Linked DNA regions of Mus musculus: region 2 is linked to region 1. A link is a loop called in an ENCODE intact Hi-C map of the cell type or tissue named here. Cell type or tissue: heart. All regions are shown on one strand. Each heading gives the region's core, and the rest is flanking DNA. Links, peaks and the distances in the headings are about the cores only. Region 1 has its middle 22 kb from the start of Esx1. Region 2 holds the start of Fam199x (family with sequence similarity 199, X-linked).

The links. Hi-C counts contacts between places; a loop is a spot of excess contacts. Peaks named below come from ENCODE experiments on the same cell type or tissue, not always from the same donor. Only the 100,000 strongest peaks of a DNase experiment are listed, where the experiment ranks them.
Region 2: it touches region 1 in a loop (2.7-fold over the local background); 3 of 42 quality-filtered maps call a loop at or near these places.

What each region holds. Positions count from the first base shown.
Region 1 is chrX:137,139,765-137,145,140 of GRCm38, forward strand. No RefSeq gene overlaps it. Among named protein-coding and RNA genes, the nearest start is that of Esx1, 22 kb to the left of the region's middle. In heart, for the core only: CTCF peaks have their summits at 2,112 (motif pointing left), 2,999 (motif pointing left) and 5,110 (motif pointing left); no DNase peak of the experiment used is centred there.
Region 2 is chrX:137,046,222-137,051,597 of GRCm38, forward strand. It overlaps Fam199x (family with sequence similarity 199, X-linked), which reads left to right and starts at 3,373. Exons shown (of 6, transcript NM_146261.2): 1 at 3,373-3,848. The coding sequence starts at 3,652. In heart, for the core only: a CTCF peak has its summit at 3,281; a DNase peak (open chromatin) is centred at 3,300; H3K4me3 peaks cover 2,191 bases; H3K27ac peaks cover 1,600 bases; H3K27me3 peaks cover 866 bases.

The DNA.
Region 1 (5,376 bases), core at 143-5,142:
GGATGTCCTAAAACTCATGTGTGGGGCTTTGTTCTACTCTGCTGCTGGGCATGGCTGCTGGGGAGGCGAAACTTGGGGAGCTTGACTGTATATTCCAATGTGGCTGCTGGGCCTGTGGTGGGCTGTAGGGAAGTGCCAAGATACTGCTCAGAGGGTGGGAATACACAGTCTGAGATGTGGGAAATCAAACTGGTATTCCCTGACCCCCAGACCTCCAGTCATCACTAGAGTGCTGCACAGAGGAGTCAGGAATGAAGGATGGAAGGATGGGGGGGGGGAGGAAGGGGGAGTCCACAGCCCATGACAAGGCTGGGATCATTTGGGGCCTGTGGGCTAAGGACAGCATCTAGCTGGAGGCCCTGGGCTGGTTGCTCCACCTAGCTTATTGGGGGAAGATAGCAGTGGTTGTTTGGAAATGCAGAGAGGCCTTCTACTGAAGACTTAGGTGGGGCACAGCTCTGTAGGCAAAGGCTTTTTCTGTGCTCCCCATGGCAGTGGTAGATGAAAGAGACAGTCCTTGGCTCCAAACTGCTTGTTGGTTGTTCATCTTGGAAGATGGATGTGTGCCAACTGCTCAGGGTAGGCCAGAGATTAAATAACTTTTGCAGGGAGGAATATCAGGGCATGGGAGCTTATTGGCTAAACTCTCAGGGCCTCAGGGTCTCCTTTAGCATGGAGACCTATGTTCTGGACCTATGGGATCACAGGTCACGTTTCTTTATGTGGGAAGTGTGGCACACGTCCCTGGCCAGGACTGCCCACTTTCCCTTTCGTCCCTCCAAACCTTTTCCATCTACTGCAAAGAAAAGTTTCCTTGATGAGGGGTGAGGACTCCACTTCTCTGTGGGAATAAGGACAAACATTTAGAGTGTAGATAGGGATTATGATGGTTTGGTCGTACTACTTTTCCAAGGCCCATGACGTCACTAGCCCTGGGTTTCCAGTACCAGGCCTAGTTTCCCTCTTGTTATGTGAGTCACATTTACGATTCTTTAAAAAATTTAAACTGCATCCATGTCTTATCTTGTCTGCCAGCCTGCCTGCTCTTCCCTCTGTATGCAATTGTACCCGAAGCATAGGTAGAGAGGTCAGAGGACAACGGATAGGAGTCGGTTCTCCCTTTCTACCACGTGTGCCCTGAGGATTGAACTTTGTTGTTCAGGTTGGGTGGAAACACCATTTCCAGTGGAGCCATATCTTTACCCTTCAAGTACGTTTTTATTATAGACGTACATCACCATGCTTTACCCATTTCTTCTTCTTCTTCTTCTTCTTCTTCTTCTTCTTCTTCTTCTTCTTCTTCTTCTTCTTCTTCTTCTTCTTCTTCTTCCTCTTTCTCCTCCTCCTCCTCCTCCTCTTCTTCTTCTTTAAAAAAAAACTTTACTTATTTATTTAGAGGGGGAGCGATATCATGAGATCATGCTGCCATTGTTCACAGGAGAATATTCGAGGGCAGAGGATTCTCCTTCCACTATGTGGGTGTCTTGAGGATGGAAGGTGGCCAGGCTTTATACCCAGTGAGCCATCCTGCCGCCCCACATTTACTATCCTCATCTCTGTTGCTATTTTTATACAAAAAAGTAGGAGAGCACACTAGACACGTGTGGGGCTCTCATTCAACTAAGATAGATTTCGTATATGAAAAGAAAAGTTTTATCAGCCTCTTTGAACCTGTGTGTGTGTGTGTGTGGGGGGGGGAACGTGGTTTCTGTATTACAGACGTTTTCAGAAAGTTTAAGCAAAGGCAAACCACTTGCCATAGGGCTCACATCAAGTATTTTATAATTAGAACAATAATTATTATTTTGGAGGCATTTGGCACCTTGATTAAATGCTTGCTGCAGAGACTACTATCTTCCTACTGTTTCTGCATCTTAGATTATGAACTGAACATATATAGTGTTGGAAAGGATACCTGTAGCTGGCCATGTACTGTCACTAGTTATATCCAGTTATTTGTGCTGGCGTTGGGAAAAAAAAGAACAAACAAAACCAAACAAACAAGGTTTTCTTAAGAAGTAGGAGGTAGTGTTTTGGTAAGGCTGAGAGCTGGCCTGCAGTTTGGGGCCATTAGCTGCCAGACTCACCCTGCACTGATCAAGAGCTCCCTCTGCTGGACAACTAGGTTTCAAGCATCCTCCTCGGTTTTAAGAGTGAGTGCTTTTAACTTCCTCCGGAGAATCAGCTGGAAGACTATAACTAAAAGGAGAAGCATGCCGGCAAATATAACGTACAAGTAGGAACAAATCCAAATATAAGACATGTTCCAAGGGATCTTCGGTTATCAAATGCTGAGCTAAAAGGTTAAATACAGCCAGGATCTCTTGCAGAAGAAAATGGTGAAATAAAGGAGCAGACAAATGTGATCAAGGATGCTCTGGACATGGCTGATGTCGGTAGTAGCACAGCACGGGCCTGGGCAGAGAGACATACTGGAGGAATCTACTGATTGACAGAATGTCTCTAAAGAGAAACGTGGCATGGGAAATGGAAGCCCTTGGATTTGTCAGTTTGAAGTGGCATCTTACTTTATATATAAAAAAATCCTTCAGACTAACTTCCAATTCATAATTATAAGTTTACTTATTCAAAACTTATTAAACATGAAATGTGCAAATATCATGCAGTCAGATGATAGCTGATATAGGCTCCTTGATGAAAGACACACATTCCTTACCTTACAGGTGGTGTGACTTGGAACATGTTACCTCTACCCTCAGTTGCAGGCAGAAAAAAAAAAGTAGTTATTTTGTAATTACACCAGTAGTCAATTCTCTTAAAATAAAGGGTGGGCACAAGATGTTTTCATTCTATTATTCTGAGAGATTAATAGTTTTGGTAGATTGTGGTGGTTTCAATATGCTTGGCCCATAGGAACTTGTACTGTTAGGGGATGTGGCCTTGTTGGAAGAAGTGTGGCTTTATTAGAGGAAGCGTGTCATTGTGTAGGCAGGCTTTGAGGGCCCCTGATGCTCAGTCTCCTCTCAGTGAGGAAGAGCGCCCCCTCCTGGCTGCTTGTAGAAGACAGTCTCCTCCTGGCTGCCTTCAGATCAAGATGTGGAACTCTCAGCTCCTTCTCTAGCACTATGCCTGCCTGGATGCTGCCATGTTCCTGTCTTGATGATAATGGACTGAACCTCTGAACTGTAAGCCAGCCCCAATTAAATGCTGTCCTTTACAAGAGTTGCCTTGGTCATGGTATCTGCTTACAGCAGTAAAACCCTAAGTGAGACATACATTTTGATCTTCTTGTAGTATCAATTGTCTAGGAGCCTTAACCCATCTTTCCTTCTGCTTTTTAAAAAACACAGAGGAGAATGTTTTGGGGAGATGGAGTAAAGGCAGTTACAAAAGAACAAGCAACTTGCTTTACAATTGTGTTAATGTTTTACTTTATTTTGAGACAGGGTTTCACTGTACATTCCAGACAGGCCTTGAGTTCGCTGTGTAGCTCAGGTGGTCCTTGAATTTGGATCAGCCAGCCTGCCAGGTACTGGGCTGATAGATGTATTCACACATCCCCAATTCACTGAACCTTTTCTTAGGCCGTGGTAACTCTGATGACTTGGCAAACCCCCTAAGGTGTCTGATCTTTTTTATTCCGTCTGCTTCACTGCCTTTCAGCTGGCACCTTTCTAAACTTTAGTGTTTAGTTCTGAAATGCAAATCATTCCCAATTCTGCTTCCTTACCTTCTGGGGTGGGGTTGGGGGAGAGCAAGCTCCCGTTAGGCAGTTTGTGTGATTTCAGAAGAGTGATGAAGGAAGGCTCTTATCTCCTCCTTCACCAGTTTGGAAAGGCATCCGTTCCTACTAGTACTAAAAGTTTCTAGGAGAGGGGTGACATTTCTGCCAGCATGAGATTCTCACCACAATCACTTTCTTACACCTCCATGTTCTTGAAAAAAAATTTTATGTATTTTATTATTATGCAAATATTTTGTGACTTTTTCTCATGCACCACCTGTGTCCCTGGGGCTCCAGGAGGCCAGAACAGTGCATCAGCTGTCCTGGGGCTGGCTTGGCAGACATTTGTGAGCTGCCATTTGCGTATTGGGAACTGAGTATTGGTCCTTTTCAAGGGCAGCAAGTACTCGTAACCACTGAGCCATTTCTCCAGATTGCATTGCATTGTCATATTCTATTTTTGTGGTTATCACTCACATCAGCCTGACTCATGAGTGAGAATCCTAGTTTTTGCGCCAAAGCATTGGAGGTCAAGAACAAGAGATACGGTGTATTTGGAAGCAGTTCCCTGGTAGGGCAAAAGGGACTGGCAATGCATGCAGCCCACACAGAAGCTGGATTTTTGAAGACATTCTAGCTTTGTTAAGTCCTTCTATTTCTGTCCAGTAAGGAAGCTTAGGAGAAACCCGAGAATAGATATTTCAGATATCCCACACATTTTCCTCCTAAGGTGCTGGAAATTTGTGAGTTAAAAAATAAAGTACTCACAGCAGCAAATACGGAGACAAAGTGTGGAGCAGAGACAGAAGGAAAGACCATCCAGAGACTGCCCCACCTGGGGACCCATCCCATATACAGTCACCAAACCCAGACACTATTGTGAATGCCAGGAAGTGCTTGCTGACAGGAGCCTGATATGGCTGTCTCCTGAGAGGCTCTGCCAGTGCCTGACAAATACAGATGTGGATGCTCACAGCCAATCATTGGACTGAGTGCAGGGTTCCGATGGAAGAGCTAGAGAAAGGACTGAAGGAACTGAAGGGGTTTGCAGTCCCATGGAGGGAGCAAAAGTGTCAACCGGCCAAACACCCCAGAGCTCCCAGGGACTAAACCACCAACCATAGAGTACACGTAGAGCGACCCATGGCTCCAGTTGCATATGTAGCAGAGGATGGCCTTGTTGGATATCAGTGGGAGGAGAGGCCCTTAGTCCTGTGAAGGCTGCATGCCCCACTGTAGTGGAATTTGAGGACAGGGAGGCAGGAGTGCGTGGGGGAAACACCCTCATAGGAGCAGGGGGATGGAATAGGGGGTTTCTGAGGGTGGAAACCGGGAAAGGGATAAAATTTGAAATGTAAATAAAGAAAATAGCCAATTAAAAAAAAAAGAAAAAAGTAGTTTTAGTACGCCCTCATGTGGCCAAATAGCATACTGCAGCACTGACTTAAAAAAATTTTTTTTTGTATTTATTTACACAACAAATGCAGTTTATCCTTCTTGGTGCCCCCTCATAGAGTTCTTCCACCATCTCCCCCCTTTCATCCCTGAAAGCGTGCTCCCCCAGGTATTTCTTCACACTGTGGCATCAAGTGTCCAGGGGATTAGTTGCATCCTCTCCCACTGAGGCCGGACAAGATAGCCCTCTGCTATGGATCAAACCATGTATGCTCTTTGGTTGGTGTCTCAGTCTC
Region 2 (5,376 bases), core at 178-5,177, 94 kb before region 1:
CTGGGATTAAAGGCATGAACCACCACTGCCTGGATAATATGTGGAACTTGTGAATATCATTGTAGAATGGCAAAATAACAGATTCATTATGAATTTTGATTTGAGGACCTTGGACTGAATTATATGACTATGCCTGCGAAGCCTAGTAACAATATGGTTACATACTTGAGGCAGACAGAAATTTGACAAACATGCACAAGGGGAAATATTGTGAAAAGTAAGATGAAATGTAAAGATGAAGTCACACGTGCTGGAAGCTATGTGCAGCCACCAGAAACTAAGAGACAAGGGACCATTTTTTCCCTAACAACTCTGGAATGAGCATGGCCCTGCTAGCCCTCAGACTTTCAGTGTCCAGAACTAGAGGAAAGTAAATTGCTGTTGTCTTAAGTTAGCAGGTTTGTGGCAGTTGTTTGCATTAACTTCAGAAAAATCTAAGCTAGCACTCAAGACTTCCTTGCCCTAGAAGTTTGTGAAACCAAAAGGCCCTTGGTTCAGAATAGTTAGTTCAGGATATGAGATTACTTTTTGGGGGAGAATGTGGACTGCTTTGAAAGGAGAGGGGGTTGAGGGGAAAGGGGACCAGAAATAGTGTTTCAGTCCCTGGAGACTACATTTTACCTCGGACAGTTTGGTTAATTACCTAATAGCTACTTCTGCAGACTTCAGACTGGGCATGGAGTCCCTTGCTTTGAGCAGCATTCTTAAGTGTAACTTCTATCACAGTCCTTACAAAACTTTGTTTTTGCAGCTTTAGATGTGTGGTTCCCCATCACATCCATTTTCCATCCATTGTTCCAACAAACAATTCCCCACAATAAAGAAATCTGAATATAAATTTAAATAATACTCAAAACAGAGAGTTCCAAATAACCATGAAGCCAGGCAGTGGTGGTTCATGCCTTTAATCCCAGCACTTGGGAGGCAGAGGCAGGCAGATTTCTGAGTTCAAGGCCAGCCTGGTCTACAGAGTGAGTTTCAGGATAGCCAGGGCTATACAGAGAAACCCTGTCTCGAAAAAATAAGCTGATACATCATTGGGACACATTGAACAAGAGTGAAGGTATGGAATGAGTACGCCAGGTTATTTTATTTTATTTACAGGGCCTTACAGTGCAGCCCAGGCTTGACTTCAACTTTTAGCAACCCTCCTGTGTCCTCCTCCTCTGTGCAGTGAATGCCAGCTTGAGTCACCATGCCTGGCTTTCTACCCTGAGTTATTGATAATTTCTTCTTTAATTTGGGCAAAATCTACAATCCACAGGAGGGATTGAGAACAAAAACTGCCTTCCTGCACACTCAGCCTTCTTATACAAATTCAATATGAAAGTAAATTTACAAACCGAGTACAGGATTCTTTTAAAAATTAATATGGCTCATGATATTTGCTGAAATAAAACTTCCCTGAGAAATGTAAACATACTAGTTATTTGCCAGCATATGCTCTTGAGTCTTGGAATACTACCTACAGGATCGTGCGAGGACTCTACTTTATCACCACTTATTTTCAAATATACTGCAAGCCTTCTGTCTCAGTAAGGGTTTTACTGCTGTGAACAGACACCATGACGAAGGCATCTCTTATAAGGACAACATTTACTTGGGGCTGACTTACAGATTCAGAGGTTCAGTCCATTATCATCAAGGCAGGAGCATGACAGCATCCAGGCAGGCATGGTACAGGAGGAGCTGAGAGTTCTACATCTTCATCTGAAGGCTGCTAGTGGAAGACTGACTTTCCAGGTAGCTAGGATGAGGGTTTTAAAGCCCACACCCACAGTGACACACCTACTCCAGGAAGGCCACACTTGCTCTAACAAGGCCACAGCTCCAAATAGTGCCACTCTCTGGGCCAAATATATTCACACCATCACACCTTCCTTTGTATAAGCTATGGCTCATTTAACCTCACTAATCCCAGATAGACTTCTGTGGATTTGTACACTGGGGACTATGATGCAAAACATCATTTGTATAGTGCTTTAATTGGTCAACCCAATTACATCTTAAGGAATGATAACTTTGAAAGCCACGTTCTCAGTGCAATACTTTAAAAAAAAAACAATCTAAATAAAAGAGCCACATCTGGTAGGTATCTAAATACCTGCATCTACAATGGAGAGGTGGCTATCTCTATCTCTAGAATCCACATCCTTAGACAAAATCATGTTGGTGGGAGTGGGGGAAATCCTCATGAGAGAAAGGGCTGAGTGTGTAGCTATGTGGTTGAACAGTCCTACAGGCATGCCCAAGGGCCTAGGTTCAAGTCCCATCATACCCATGTATTTTAAAATGCAGATTTTTGTTATTCTTCAAACAAATTACCATAACTTTTCATAGCATTTATGCACCCTAGAGATGATTTAAAGTATTTTGAAGAATGTGTGTAGGTTATATGTAAGTTATATATTTATATATTTTATATAAGGAATTTGGGATCCTTCACTCAAGATCAATCAGAATTATTCCAGAGATTTTTCCCAGGCTTTTAAAAAAGCTGAATATTAAAACAAAACCAGGCCTCCAAGATTTAAAATCGCTTGTCTAGAACACAGAAGTGAAGTGCCAGGAGCAAAGAGCACCATGTGATACCTCGTAAGTTGATTTAAGTCAAACAAGTTAAGCTCCATAATATCGACGGAAGCAGGGTTGCAGGACCTAACAGCGGTAGTGCCTAAGTCTCCTTTGGGAGATAGGGAAGGCTTCACCAAGAAGCTAGCGCTTGAGCTGGGGATTTAAGGATTAGCAGAGGAGAATGGCAGGACATTCCAAACACTACGAGGGAAAGAAAGCTCAGAACACAAAAGAACATTACAGTCCCAGCATCTCTGAGCAGCCTAGCCGCTTTATCAGGGTTTTTGAAGCGAGGCCACTTACAAGTGAGGCGGCATTTTTTTTCTCCTTCCTCACTCTATGGTCCATTTCTCTTACAGCTCATTGCTTTGGCTGGGCACACCTACTGCAGGAGCCCAGTACAAGTAGAATCGAGACAGGGTGGTCCCACGTGTTCAAGGGCACCTGGGACTCGTTTTTCATATATTCCCTCAGTATGACCTTGGCTAAGTCCCTAGTCCTAAGGGCTACTGTTGCTGTTTGGCCGTGGAGTGCGAGTGGGAAGCACGAGGAGAAAGAGGAGGAGGAGGAGGAGGGGCGAGGGGGGCGGGCTTGGCTGAGATGTGGGCCCTTCAAGCATCCCAGAATTGGGGACCGCGTAGAGCACCGGGCCGGTTGGGTCGCCCTGGGCTTAAGACACTGACATTCAGTTCCTCCTCCACTCCGGCAGGGGGCAAGGGCAGCGGCTCCGGGTAGCCCAGGAGCTGGCAGCGGCCACGGGGCGGACCGAAGCCGCAGCGGGCAGCGAGCAGCGAGCGCAGTGGGCGGGGCGGCCGGGCCGGGCGGCGGCGCCGCAGTGACTCGTCGGGCTTGGCGGCGGTGGCGGCGGCTTCTGAGGTTTCAGAGGAGCGGACTGTGTGGCCGGTGGGCTGCTGCGGCCTCGCAGCAACCTTTGTGCAGAGCCCTCCCCTCCTCGGGCGGCTGCGGTGGGCACACTCGGGGGCGGAGGCCACCGCGGCCAGGTTAGCGTGGGGGAAGGGGCGAGTGCCAGAGTAGCCCATCTGCAGCCAGTGAGACCAAGCCGGCCCATCTCCCACCATGTCCGACGAGGCGTCGGCCACCACTTCCTATGAGAAGTTTTTAACCCCAGAGGAGCCCTTCCCTTTCCTAGGAGCTCCTCGCGGGGTGGGCACCTGCCCCAGCGAGGAACCTGGCTGCCTGGACATCAGCGACTTCGGCTGCCAGCTCTCCTCCTGCCATCGCACGGATCCGCTCCACCGGTTTCACACCAACAGGTAAAGGAGCTCTTCCCAGAACAGGGGTGGACTTCCCACTGCCAGGCGGGGCAAGAGGACGCCAGGTTGCACTCCTGCAGGGTTCCTCCTGGTCCCTCGTGCAAGCCTGAGCTGCGGGCTGCCCCCTCCCCCATCTTCCTTTGACCAAGGCTCTTCCCAGCTCCTCCCTGTTTTCACCCACTGCCCCCTGATTTTTCTGAAGACCAGCTTCCCTGCACCTTCTTTCTTCTCCCCCTTTCCTTTTTGCACTCTAGTAATTCTTCCCATCCAGATCTTCCCCTTTTACCTCTTCGTGACCCCCGCCCCCATCCATACGCAGAGACTCCTAAACCCCAACTCTTGATTTTTAGATTCATCTGCAAAAGTTTAACCCCTTTCGTTTCCGGTACACTACAGAGTAAATTTGAGAGAGCCAAATCGATCAGTGGATCTTATGAAAGCACCTTTCAAGCTCGAGCCTCCTCTTTCTCAATTTTAACCTCACCCTAAACCAAATTGTACCGGGAAATTAGTCTTTTTTTTTCCCCATTGTTGCTTTGAGACCAGTATTTCTCATAGGTTAGACCATCAGCAAAACTGCTTATGCCTGGAAGATGACCTTGGACTCCTGGTCCTCAAACCTGCCTCCCAAGTGCTGGGATTACAGACATTTGTGATGTCCAACTAAGCTTAGTGTGTTTTAATCAGTTCAAATTTATATTTTTTTCAGTACTATGGCTTGAAACCTGAACCTCATGCGTGCTAGATAAGCTTTCTACCAACTGAGCTATATGCTTGCCCTATAAACTAGTCATTTCCCCCTTCCTTACTTCCTTACTTCCATTGCCTTACTTCTGTTGGGTATCCCCAAAGGTAAACTCTGGAAGAGTCCTATAGCATACCACCCGCCTTGCATCCCTGATGAGGGAAGTAGAGCAAGTTTAGGGTGGGCTGATTTATACAAATAATTTCTTAAAGGTGTTCATGTAAATTATTTTATCAGAAGGCAGTGTTTTGGAGAATTCTCTCATGCAAGCATTTAAATGTTATACCTAACATTGGTGATGCGACAGGGCTTTTCAATATAGGCTCAACTTTTAAAAATAATTTACTTTCAATTGTGTGCAAATCAAGAGTGGGCATGGGCATGAGACTGCAGGTGTGTATGGAGGCCAAAGACAGCAGAACTTGAGTTACAGGTGGCGGGGAACAGGCTGAATGTGATGCTGGGAACAGAATTTGGGTCAACTGCAAGACATCATATGCTCTTAACCATGGTGCCACATTTCTAACCTCTTATACACGCACGCACACGCACACACACACACACACACACACACACACACAGAGGTAGAATATGGATAAGAGGGGAGGGAAAGGGTCCCTCTAAGGATAATAGAAAGAAGGAATCCAGTTCTGGTTTCTGACCCAAGTTTGCTATGTGAGTTTGATCATCTCCTTCCCTATTTTTGCATATCTTCCTCCCCTAACCTTAAAACAGTCTCTCTTTACTGTGTAACATGTGCATTTACATATATAATGTCACTTG